Regions from separate parts of the Homo sapiens genome. Here regions 1, 2 and 3 are each linked to region 4. Evidence: chromatin contacts called from ENCODE Hi-C or POLR2A ChIA-PET data. All regions are on one chromosome and are shown on one strand. Each heading gives the region's core, a stretch centred on a gene start or an enhancer-like site at or near the end of the contact. The rest is flanking DNA. Distances are from core to core; before and after follow the strand shown. Region 1 holds the start of HERC5 (HECT and RLD domain containing E3 ubiquitin protein ligase 5). Region 2 holds the start of HERC3 (HECT and RLD domain containing E3 ubiquitin protein ligase 3). Region 3 overlaps GPRIN3 (GPRIN family member 3). Region 4 holds the start of NUDT9 (nudix hydrolase 9).

The links. Hi-C counts contacts between places; a loop is a spot of excess contacts on that map. ChIA-PET counts read pairs that join two places held with the same protein, here RNA polymerase II (POLR2A). Pooled maps may share reads with other maps.
Region 1: a map of CD8-positive, alpha-beta T cell shows a loop between it and region 4 (3-fold over the local background). The contact joins the promoter of HERC5 here to the promoter of NUDT9 in region 4. A Hi-C loop is called at or near these places in 3 of 168 maps with a recorded cell type or tissue (CD4-positive, alpha-beta memory T cell, CD8-positive, alpha-beta T cell and naive thymus-derived CD4-positive, alpha-beta T cell), 3 of 37 single-sample maps with no recorded cell type and 9 of 50 pooled maps. POLR2A ChIA-PET finds 5 or more read pairs at or near these places in 1 of 52 experiments (CD4-positive, alpha-beta memory T cell).
Region 2: a loop to region 4 is called in a map of B cell, with 16 times the contacts of the local background. The contact joins the promoter of HERC3 here to the promoter of NUDT9 in region 4. A Hi-C loop is called at or near these places in 1 of 168 maps with a recorded cell type or tissue (B cell) and 9 of 50 pooled maps. POLR2A ChIA-PET finds 5 or more read pairs at or near these places in 3 of 52 experiments (BJ, activated CD8-positive, alpha-beta memory T cell and naive thymus-derived CD8-positive, alpha-beta T cell).
Region 3: a loop to region 4 is called in a map of naive thymus-derived CD4-positive, alpha-beta T cell, with 10 times the contacts of the local background. The contact joins the enhancer-like site here to the promoter of NUDT9 in region 4. A Hi-C loop is called at or near these places in 1 of 168 maps with a recorded cell type or tissue (naive thymus-derived CD4-positive, alpha-beta T cell) and 7 of 50 pooled maps.

What each region holds. Positions count from the first base shown.
Region 1 is chr4:88,455,818-88,458,834 of GRCh38, forward strand. HERC5 (HECT and RLD domain containing E3 ubiquitin protein ligase 5) reads left to right here and starts at 1,302. Exons shown (of 23, transcript NM_016323.4): 1 at 1,302-1,717. The coding sequence starts at 1,453. All of the region lies in intron 1 of LOC102723458 (a long non-coding RNA gene), which reads right to left. RefSeq lists an enhancer at 932-1,361.
Region 2 is chr4:88,591,183-88,593,882 of GRCh38, forward strand. HERC3 (HECT and RLD domain containing E3 ubiquitin protein ligase 3) reads left to right here and starts at 1,298. Exons shown (of 26, transcript NM_014606.3): 1 at 1,298-1,392. RefSeq lists silencers at 804-863, 1,034-1,593, 1,914-2,323.
Region 3 is chr4:89,293,208-89,296,018 of GRCh38, forward strand. The region is part of intron 1 of GPRIN3 (GPRIN family member 3); the gene reads right to left. Among named protein-coding and RNA genes, the nearest start is that of GPRIN3, 13 kb to the right of the region's middle. Within about 2 kb of position 1,469, at least 5 of the 41 ENCODE cell types and tissues checked have a DNase peak (open chromatin) inside an H3K27ac peak, as active enhancers do.
Region 4 is chr4:87,421,132-87,423,864 of GRCh38, forward strand. NUDT9 (nudix hydrolase 9) reads left to right here and starts at 1,442. Exons shown (of 8, transcript NM_024047.5): 1 at 1,442-1,881. The coding sequence starts at 1,775. RefSeq lists enhancers at 1,211-1,260, 1,330-2,264.

The sequences.
Region 1 (3,017 bases), core at 52-2,551, 1.0 Mb after region 4:
CTTAAAATGAAGAGGCAAGCCACAGACAGGTAGAAAACATTTCAAAACGTATAGCTAATAAAGAACATGGTATGAAACATATAAAGAACTCAATAATATATAAAGAACTCTTAGATAAAAAGTCAAGCTAGCTAATAAATAAATGGTCAAAAGATTTGAATACACACTTCACAAAGAAGAGATCCTCCTGCCTTGGGCTAAAAAAGGGCTGGGGTTACAGGCAGGAGCCCAGGCCCAGCCTTGTCAGTTGATTTTCGGTGACCCTTCAGAGGGCAAAGGGGAAGTTTTCTCCTGTTCCCTACAACCGACAGGCCCATCAATTGGTGAATGGATAAATAAACTGTGGCTTACCCATATGATAGACTACCATTCAACAATAACACAAATGAATTACTAATTAAACACAATAGTATGAATCTCAAAGCATTGTGCTAAGTTAAAAAAGCCAGACATCACTTAGATATGGTTCCGTTTGTATGCATTCTAAAAAAGGCCTAAAGCACATCACTGTTGCCAGGCACCCGGGAATACGGGAATACGTAGCGGAGCGGGCACGAGGGGGGTGGGGGTGGGGGTAGGGGTGGGGGGGAGGGTAGCTGCCTGCATAGCTCTGCCCAGTTTTATGCCGGTTTCAGCCCGGCGCACAACGCATTTTTTTTTTTGATACATAGTCTCGCTCTGTCGCCCAGGCTGGAGTGCAGTGGCGCAATCTCGGCTCACTGCAAACTCCGCCTCCCGGGTTCCCGCCATTCTCCCACCTCAGCCTCCCGAGTAGCTGGGACTACAGGCGCCCGCCACCACGCCCAGCTAATTTTGTTTTTGTATTTTTAGTAGAGACGGGGTTTCACCGTGTTAGCCAGAATGGTCTCGATCTCCTGACGTCGTGATCCGCCCGCCTCGGCCCCCCAAAGTGCTGGGATTACAGGCGTGAATCACCGCGCCCGGCCGCGGCGCACAACGCTTAACAAACTTTGGCTTCCGTTATCCCTCCCTCTGGAAATGCGTGTGTCAGGGTGCCTCCTAGTGGAACTGCAGCGTTTCCTCGAAAGCCATTCCGTCCAGGAGTTAAGGTGGCCGCTGCCCGCCCGGGGACACTTTCTCAGTCCAGCCCATCGGCCTTTACCCCAGCCAACGACCTGTTGCCTTTGGCCGCCTGCCAAGTCACTCTCATTACAGTTTCCTTTTCCTTTTCGATTCCGCCCCCTAAAAACAACAACAAACATTATGTTTCGTTTTCCACTGGAGCTGCAGGCCCCGCCCCCAAACAGCACGTGGGGGGCGTGGCGTCCCGGCAGGGGCTCAGTAGCTGAGGCTGCGGTTCCCCGACGCCACGCAGCTGCGCGCAGCTGGTTCCCGCTCTGCAGCGCAACGCCTGAGGCAGTGGGCGCGCTCAGTCCCGGGACCAGGCGTTCTCTCCTCTCGCCTCTGGGCCTGGGACCCCGCAAAGCGGCGATGGAGCGGAGGTCGCGGAGGAAGTCGCGGCGCAACGGGCGCTCGACCGCGGGCAAGGCCGCCGCGACCCAGCCCGCGAAGTCTCCGGGCGCACAGCTCTGGCTCTTTCCCAGCGCCGCGGGCCTCCACCGCGCGCTGCTCCGGAGGGTGGAGGTGACGCGCCAACTCTGCTGCTCGCCGGGGCGCCTCGCGGTCTTGGAACGCGGCGGGGCGGGCGTCCAGGTTCACCAGCTGCTCGCCGGGAGCGGCGGCGCCCGGACGCCGAGTGAGTGGGGCTGGTGTGTGAGGGCTGTGAGGGCTGTGAGGGGTGAGGGCTGAGGGCTGTGAGGGGCGGGCAGCCGGGGGTCCGCGCCTGAGGGAGGAGAGCCCAGAAGGCCGCAGACGCGCGCCTGGCTCGGATAGTTTCGCCGACGGCGCACCTGAGCTGTCTTTTATCCCGGTCAGTGTCAGGCGCGGGGTGAGCGGGATACTGGCGACCAGCGGATCCTCCGCTCAGCAAAGTGGCCGGTGCGGGGCATGCGGGCACCGTCTTCATCCTTTTAGCCAGTCTGGCTTTCTCATAGGTTTCTGTTCAAGTTTGTACCCCCGTCCCCCGCCCGCCGCATCTCCCACTGTCTCGTTTTGAGAAAGTAGTCACTGCTCCAACTTTGGGAGTCGTTCTCAGTGATGGGATTTTACCTTGGCCTTCAGTTGCACTTCTCCCACATTCTCATCGAAGTGGGGGAAATAGTTGCCCGCGTTCTTTAAAATTTTGCCCATCTGTGGAGTGAAGAAATTGGTATCTTGCTGCGAGTTTATTTTGCGTTTAACTACTGGACGTTTGCGTTCCTTTTTCGGTAAATTGCCTGTTTATCTTTGCCTGGCTTTTAGAAATTTGAGTTGTTAAATCTTTTTCTTATTTGTATGGAAGAGGTATTTGAATATTGAATAAGAATAGCCTTTTGCACGTCGTACATGTAATATTTTTCTCACTTTGCCTTTTGTGCATGTTGTTTTTAGTGCATTTTTTGGGGGGTAGTCTGTCAATTTTTTTGTCTGTTAAGGCTTATGGGTTTTATGTTAGGCTGGAAAGCTATCCACACTCCCAGTGTTTTAAAAAATGTACTCATTTTTGTAGTAATTTTAAGGTTTTTTTTTTTAAGTTAAAATTTTTCGTACGCTTGGAATTTTCAGTACTGAGGTAGGAGGGGAGCTAGATTTATTTGCTTTTCCAAAGGCTTAGCCTATGTCCCAATACCATTTCTTAATACTTCCTTTTTTTCAACTGATTTGAAATGCTGAGACTCTTTAAAAGAAACCGTTAGTCTGCTGGACCATTTCTTATTACCAAACTGTTTTGGTTCCCCTAGCATTTGTAATATGGTTTGTGCTTTGAGATTTTTACACGAATAGATTCTATTTCATTAGCACTGAAGATGAAACAAGGTCCCAAAACTATCCTAGTTTAATTTTTGTGAACAAATTAAATAAGAGTACATTTTTACTAGTGGACAGTTTAATCTCTTAACTTCAGAAAGGGCCAAATGTGCACTAATGCCAATGAAAAATGTTTTCAACAGCATCCT
Region 2 (2,700 bases), core at 48-2,547, 1.2 Mb after region 4:
GCGCCTGGCCATCCCCAGTGTTTCTAAACGTGTCAAGTGTGATCCAAATTTCAAAGGTTTGGATTTTTTCTTAGATGACCTGATAACTTAGATTCTGCTTTTTTAGCTTTCTTGTCTCAGTGTACTGGACAATTTGCATTATTTCACGGAGGGCTCAACACTGTCAGTCAGCCAACAACGTCTCATCCCCAGGATACACCACTCCTTGAAACTTTCTTTTCTACTTGGTCAGTCTGTTAGGTTCTCAGGACGAGCGATTGCAGACCTGAGGTGATTTGAATGTCCTTGGTAAGAATCTATCCTCAAAGGGCCTTCCTGCTTCAAATGCCAGGTTATAGAAATTCTTCCACTGGGAGAGTTATTCCTTTGGATTAAAGCAGTACCGTGCCAGTGTTCTGCATTTTACATTTAAGGGGGGCAGACACATGAAGTCACCTTTCTGAGGTTTTCTGCAAAAGATTAGCTGTGGATCAGATCAGGTCTAGGGCAAGTATGAAAGCACTAGTGACCTTGGGGAGGGGGAGGAAGCTCTGGGATTCGGCGCTAGGGAAAAGTGGAAGAGGACAAACTTTTAAAAAATCCGTTACTGGGTATAGGCCACAGAGTGTCTTTCAGATTACAAGATTTTAAGATCTGGTGCTCAGACTCTTCTTGCTATGCTCCCCCCGGGTCCACCCTCCAGCCTCCCCCAGGCCCGCCTTTCTTCCGCAGCCCCGTGCCGGTCTTCGATCCCCACCTCTCCAGAAGAGCGCCGGCGGCTGCCGCGTACCTCCTTCCCCGCCTCTCCCACCGCGCAGCGCCGCGGGCCGGCGCCGCGCTTCCTACAGTCCTACGAAGGGGAGTAAAGCAGAAGACTAGCGCACTCTCCCTCAATTGTCACCCTCCAGCTTTTTCCCCCGTGCCCAAGGCTTTCGGTCACCTCTTCATAAATAATAAAAACCAGAGTCCAGAACCTGAATAGGCAACCGCTGATCGGTCCAGCTCGCTTCCCCGCCAGTGAAAAGCAATCTTATTTCAGCGTCAACGCTCTATGTCTTGCAGTCCGATTTCGGCTGACACACCCGTGCCGCTGTCCCCGCGCCGGGCCCTCGAGTCCTGTCACCTCGGGCAGCCTGCGCCTGGCTCTGGGGCCTGGGCCTCTCCCCTCCTCCTGCCCGCGGACCTTGCCGCCCCGCCTCCAGCCCGTGCCACGGCGGCCGCCATTGGCGCGGGCCCATCCCAGAACGGCGCCCATTGGCCCGGTGCGAAGCCATTCACCCAGCGCATTCCGCCGCCCGCAGGCTTGCGGGGAAACTTCCTTATTATTGTGACGCCGAAAACGGAGAAACCCCGGGTCCGGCGAGAGGGGCTGTGACAGTCGGAGTCCCAAGCTGCGGTTCGGCTGCTGCCGAGGTGCGCAGGGCGGGGGCCGGGGTTCCAGGGAGGGGGGTACGGCGGAGCTGCAGCCGCGCTGGGCCGCGTTCCGCCTGGCACTGCAGTCAGCGCGCGGCTCCCGGAGGGGCGGCTGCGGCTCCTCCCGTGGCTCCGGCGGCGGGGGCTGCAGGCACCTCCAGAGACGACCTGGGTCTGGGGCGCGGGGAGGTTGGGGCGCGGCGCCCTTAGTACCCTGCGTACGCCTCCCTGGCGTTCTCGTGGGCTCGCCCTCCGGTCAGAGAGCCCCGCGCCGGGAAAGGCGAGACAAGCCTTCAAAATGGGAGCGCCTCCCGCCCGCGCTCGGCCGCCCTCCCGCCCTGCCGCCCGGGAGGAATTGCGACGCAGAAAGTCAAAAGGAGGATAGTCCCTATGCTCGCCCCCTGCCCCTATTTAAATTCTGGGGTTCCAGGGACCTCCGTGCAGTGAGGGGCGCGGACGCTTTCAATTGAAATGGGAGCTGGCGAGGCCCTGGCATTTTGGGGAACCTCAGCGGCCGCGAGGAGTTTGCGCCGAGGACGCGGTGCACGGCGTCCGCGATGACAGCGCCGGCAGGGCTGCGGGGCCCGGCACCACCCACTTCGCGGAGGCCGGGCCGGCTCGCCTCTCCCGGGTCCGCCTCCTGGGCGGGGCCGGGGGCGAGGGTGTGTGCGGACACGTGTGTACGGGTGTGTGTGTGTGTGTACGCCGACACGTCGGTGCGGACCGACGCGGGGGTGTCAGGAGCTGGGACGGCCGGGGGCAGGTGAGACTTGAGTCATTTGTGAATGTGTGGAGTGGGCAAACCAGGGCAACCAGACCGAGAGGAGCATGTGTAACCTGAAACAGGTGAGCCTATGGAGACAGTACCTAATGCGACTGTGCACGGAATATGTGTATGCAGCATGAGCTCCAGGGAATAAGTATTTGAACTTTGCTGTTGGTCTGTCACTGTTTCTGGCTGCTTTCTGATTGCATTTTACATCAGCTTTCAAATGAGCTCAATTAGGAAGTACCTAATTCAGAGAAAAGCCTTCCAGGATTTTGCTTGCATTCATCACGCATAGAATGCTTTGGGAAAGACGATTCAAGAGCTCTCTTCCATTTGTATGTGTCTTCTGGCTCTTTCCACAAATAAGAAGCTATTTCTAGAACCTTTTATTTGATGATTAGATAAGATCAAGTGAGCTGATTTTTCAACTCTAGACTTGAGAGAAATGAAAAAATAAAAAGTTTTAAATGCGGTGATCGGGTATCATGTTTTAGTCGGCAGATTACTGTGAAGCTCTCTCCTTTTGTACTTTCCTTTAC
Region 3 (2,811 bases), core at 219-2,718, 1.9 Mb after region 4:
AGCAAGGGACTTCCTGCAGAAATGACTGCAAACATTTCTCCTTTTATGGGCTAGCATCCTCTATGGTGGTTTTGTACCACTGTCTTAGATCTGATGGAAACTCATTCCCAGAATTCCCTTTCCTAAATCGTTCTTCATTCCAGTTGGCTACAAAGGAAATTTGTGTGACCTTTGGAAGGTAAAAGTGAAACAGCAGCATTCTGCTCTGAAGGTCAGTGTAGTCAACAAGTGCAGCTCACTGACCTCCCAGATCACCTTGTCCATGGCAGGCAGCAGCCAGGCTGCCGGACATTTGGCTCCCCACAGATCTCCTCTTTTGGTTTCTGGGCCAGGTGCACGAATGGCTTTGCAGTGAAGAGTGCCAGTCCCTTTCGGGCTGTTCAAGTCAGGGTCATTGAGGCTGGAGAAGTATGAGTCAAATACAAGTTCCAGTTTATCTTTATGGGTTTCATTTTCTCCTGCAGGTTCTCCCTTGCTCAGCTCTACTTCAAATCTAGGTTTTCTTCCCAGTTGCCAGCTCTGCTAACCTATGATGACTTTAGCTCCATACCAGATGTGACGTGAAAGCGACTGCAAAGCTCCCACAATTGTTCAAGGTCTAAAACTGAAAATAAATCCATTATTCCATATTACCATAGTGGTTCTGCTTTTCTAAGTGATAGGGATTCCATTAAATCTTTTCTATTCAGAATATGTACTTGGTTACAAATATTCTTTAGTGCATGCCTTTCTTTTTTAAAATTTATGATATTGTCAAAAGAAATAGTACTAATGTACTGAGCCTAAGTATGTTATTTTATTCTCCCTTGTTTTGGGGATAGGGACTTGGAATATGCTCTTTTACACAATTCCTCTCAAAACTGGTAAGCCGAGGAATTGGGAGTCTGCTCCATAACCAGAGAATACAGAAAAACTAACAATTAATTTGAACTTCGGCATAATAATGAGTTAAAGACTACTTGAGTGAATTAGCTGCTTCTTCGAAATTTGTTTTAATGTGACACTTGGAAAGTTATGTCACTCATGATGAAATCTAAACATTAAAATTTTGAAAACAGGCTGGGCATGGTGGCTCACATTTGTAATCTCAGCACTTTGGGAGGCAAAGGTGGGAGAATCAGCTGAGCCCAGGAGTTTAAGACCAGCCTGGGTGACAAAATGAGACCCAACTCCTCTAAGAAAGAAAATTGAAACCAATTTCAGTTAATCAATTTTTATCATACTGTATGTGCATTGAGAATAAATAAATACTGCCATGAAGCACTTCGACCTTTTTACTTAAATTCCTAATGTTTTACATAATTTCTGAAGATTTTATGGTCTTTAAAGGCAGGGATGCATCTTCTCATTTTTACATCCTCCCATACTGGCACACAGATAAGTCCTTATTAAACATCAATTGAACTAAGTAAAGAACACATTTCAGCTTCCTGTTTTTTACAAAAAAGAAAAGAGCAGCAGGGTATGAGCAAACAACCACAACCAACTACATCCTCTGATGCTTTTCTCACTGTTATATAGAAACTCCAGCAGGAAACCACTGCTATATCCTTTTCACCACTATAGCAAAATCTTATGAATTACTGGCAAGCATAAAACAGCTCCATTGACATCACATAAACGTTTGTGACAATTTATACTCACCACACTCAAGTGCTTTAAAACATCTTAACAAAGTTTCTCAAGGACAAATTCCCAAGGAAAAATAATCATATACTTTAACCATGTGTTTGGAGTTTAATTATATGAAAAAGCAATAAGCACTATTGAAACTTGGTGCACCTCTCAATGTAGCTGATGTTTACAAAAAGCTCAAAAAACTGACAAGTGTTAAAATTCCTCATATGACTCAGACTTATAAAGATTTCTAACAGACCAAAGATGTATTAACGACTACTCCAAAACACGAAAGTACTAATTTTTTCCCTTTGTATTCAAAACGACCCAAGAATTAGACATTTCTAGCTAGGAAATGTAGACCCCCCTTTTTTCCATTCTCACACATTATGCACTTATATTTACAGCAACACACATTTTAAATTTGTAACGTGAGCCTTGATAATGCATTTTATCAATGAAGGGGTCTTCCATTGAATATCTCTTATTTGTCCAAGATCTACAAAGACAAGATGATGGCAGAAGTCCAGGCCTTTCATTCAAGGGCTTTAACTTCAATGTGAAACACAGACAAATATATTCATTTTACACAGAAGTCAGAGGTCTAGAACTCTGTAGCTTTCTTGCATGCCCACATTACCTAGTCCATAAGCTCTCCATAGGGCGTAGGGCTAAATGACTACATGCGTAAATGAATGAAGGCATACATGCTTGGTGATGATGAAGAGGGGGAGATAACAAGGGCCCGTTTGGGTTCCAACAAAGGCAGAATGGGCCTAAAATTCAGAAAATAAGCCTGTGAATGAAGAAGAAAACAAGCAAGATTTAAAAAAAAACAAGTGGTGGGGCATCAGAGCTAGAATTGCTCTTAGGGATTTCTGGACCAGCCCTCTCATTTCTAGAGAGGACCTGAGGTGCTGTGGGCAATGACATGCCTTCATGTTCCACTTTCAGGGACTGTGACATTTGTGTACCCATTTCATGATTTTAGCCTCATGTGCTTCCTATCTAAACCATTTTTTTTAACTCAATATTTTTCATTAAATTGACTTTAACTGGTGCACTGGTTGAAAACATTAGCCTTGCCCTAAAAAATAACATCTGTGAAATTACAGGTTTGATGTACTTGTTATATTATTTTTTGTAGCATATATTTTTAAAAATATACTTTGAAATGTGTTCTGAACATATTTC
Region 4 (2,733 bases), core at 192-2,691:
GGTGTATTGGAACCACACCACAGAAACAGCGGATCATGTAAGTAAAAGTCAAATAGTTGCCACATCAATAAGCTAATATAAATGAAGTAAGCCTGATTACAAGCTGCTTTGGACAGTCTGGGTTTCCAACTTTGTTTGTCGGTTTGTTTAATTTTTGCCTCTCAAGTTTATTATCCAGTATTATGTGTGTTGCCCTCTGTTCCTCCTCCAGCATGTGTGCCTATTTTCACAGCTTTTCTCCTCCACGAGTTTCCAAGGGCCACAACTGGTCCTAGCAAAGCCTTGTGAATGAAATCCAGCAATTGGAGCAGACAACTTGGTTAAGAAAACAAAAACAAAAAACCAAGAAACCCTTCAAGATACGAGGGCTGAGTCTCTGGACTATCTCCTCTTGCTGTAACCGCCCAAGGGGTTCACCTTTCCCGCTTCCTAGACAGAGCTGATTCATCAAGACAGGGGAATTGCAATAGAGAAAGAGTAATTCATGCAGAGCCAGCTGTGTGAGACCGGAGTTCTATTATTACTCAAATCAGTCTCCCTGAGCATTCAGGGAGCAGAGGTTTTTTCTTTTTTTTTTTGATACGTAGTTTCACTCTTGTCGCCCAGGGTGGAGTGCAGTGGTGCGACGTTGGCTCACTGCAACCTCCACCTCCCGGGTTCAAGCGATTCTCCTGCTTCATCCTCCTGAGCAGCTGGGACTACAGGCGCGTTTACCACCATGCCCAGCTAATTTTTGTATTTTTAGTAGAGACGAGGTTTCACCACGTTGGCCAGGCTGGTCTTGAACTCCTGACTGCAAGTGATCCCGCCTCGGCCTCCCAAATCAGTCATAATTTTGCAAAGGCGGTTTCATTCCCATAACGAAGTATTATTCAAAAATATGGCTAAGACCTGCGTCCTTCCGCAACAACTTACTCCCTAAAAAAACCAGAGCAGGGCCAGGCGCGTTGGCTGAGGCCTGTAACCTCAGCACTGTGGGAGGCCCAAACAGTTGGATTATTTGAGCTTGAGAGTTGGAGACCAGCCTGGGCAACATGGCAAAAATCTGTCGCTACAAAACATACAAAAATTAGCCAGGTATGGCGGTGTGTGCCTGTAGTCCCAGCTACGTCGGGGGCTGAGACAAGAGACTCGCTTAAGCCCAGGAGGTTGAGGCGGCAATGAGCTGAAATCGCGCCCCTGCACTGCAGCCTGGGCGACAGAGCCAGACTCTTGTCTCAAAAAACAAAAACCAAAAACCCAGGGCAGCAAGTCTCTCTCAAACCCCTTGGCTTCTTTCCCACTTATTCCCGTTCCAGTTCCTCGTCTGTTTCACCTTTCCTTTCCTCTGACACTTTCTTGGTAGTTCCCTGCGTCCCCAAGTAAGCCTGCGCAGACTGGGAAGTCTGGGAAGTCGGAGAAGGAAGGCGCTACCAAGCCGGCAACGCACGACCTTTGCTTTGCGGCGCGGCCGTAAAGCGCCATTACGCAGAGAGAAAGTTACGAGGTTCGTGGCCGCGGTTTCCCCAGGCAGCTGGCGCTGGAGGCTTCGGCGTCACGTGCTGGTCTGGATTTTTCTCGATGCACTGGGGAAAGCGGTGGACTCTTATCGTGGGAGGGCTCTTGATCTGTGATTTATAGATAGGCACAGCTACTCCCGTTCGGGAACCCAACGGCAGACAGGTCCTAGTGCCCATCAGATACCCGCGGCCGGGACTCGGAGCTGTGGGGTGTGGGGAGGCGGAGGCACCAACTAAGAGCGACCTAGCATCGCAAAGCCGCCCTCGGGGCGCTCATGGCGGGACGCCTCCTGGGAAAGGCTTTAGCCGCGGTGTCTCTCTCTCTGGCCTTGGCCTCTGTGACTATCAGGTCCTCGCGCTGCCGCGGCATCCAGGCGTTCAGGTATTCCACCCTCCTACTACCGGCTCCTTTGCCCTAGACCTTGAGTTGGGGGTGGGAAGCAGCTTTTTTTTCTGGCGTATTCTGTAGGCTTTGCTTTGCCTCTCGGGTTTTTATAGTCATATACAAGTTTTCAAAAAGGCTCTAAAATATTTTATCTGCCTTTTGAGGAAAACGAGTGGCAGGGACCCTTCTTGACTTCTGATTTTGAAATTTGCCATTCTCTGTAAATCATTGTTAGTATCACGAGAGAGTTTAAATAGCAATTGTTTGGGGTGGTGGTGTCCCGTGCCATTTTTTTATGGTTAATACTTAAAACATTATTATTAGTATTAATACATGTACATAGTTAAAACAACTTGAAAATGTAAAATGAAAAGTAAAATCACTATTCCCCCTGTCCCCTTTCCAGGGTGGACAATATATTATATTTACTATCTACCTCCTTTTTTTTAATAATTTGTCTATTGTGGTTAAATTTAGGGATTTATGGTGTCTTACACTGCCTCCTTCTGTTCTTCCCTTCTCCAGTTTTTATTCTTTGAGTTAGTAAACACAGGGTCCTAGGTGCAGCAGCCTTTTCTTATTTTATAGATATTAAAAGTCTTGAATCTACAAAGATGATAATTAGAAAAATCTATTTCCTAAATAATTTACTTACTGTTGGTCAATTGTTCTGTGTCTTTTTGGTCCTGTTTCCTTCTGTTGCTTTTTCTCGAACATGTGATGGGCACTGGTTATCTGTCTATATTTTGATTAATATGAGTAATAGGTCTTGTTTTCAGTACATGGGTCGCTAATTGACTTTTGGCTCTGTACCAGGTTGCCTAGATAGGAAGGTTTCAGTTGAGGGCA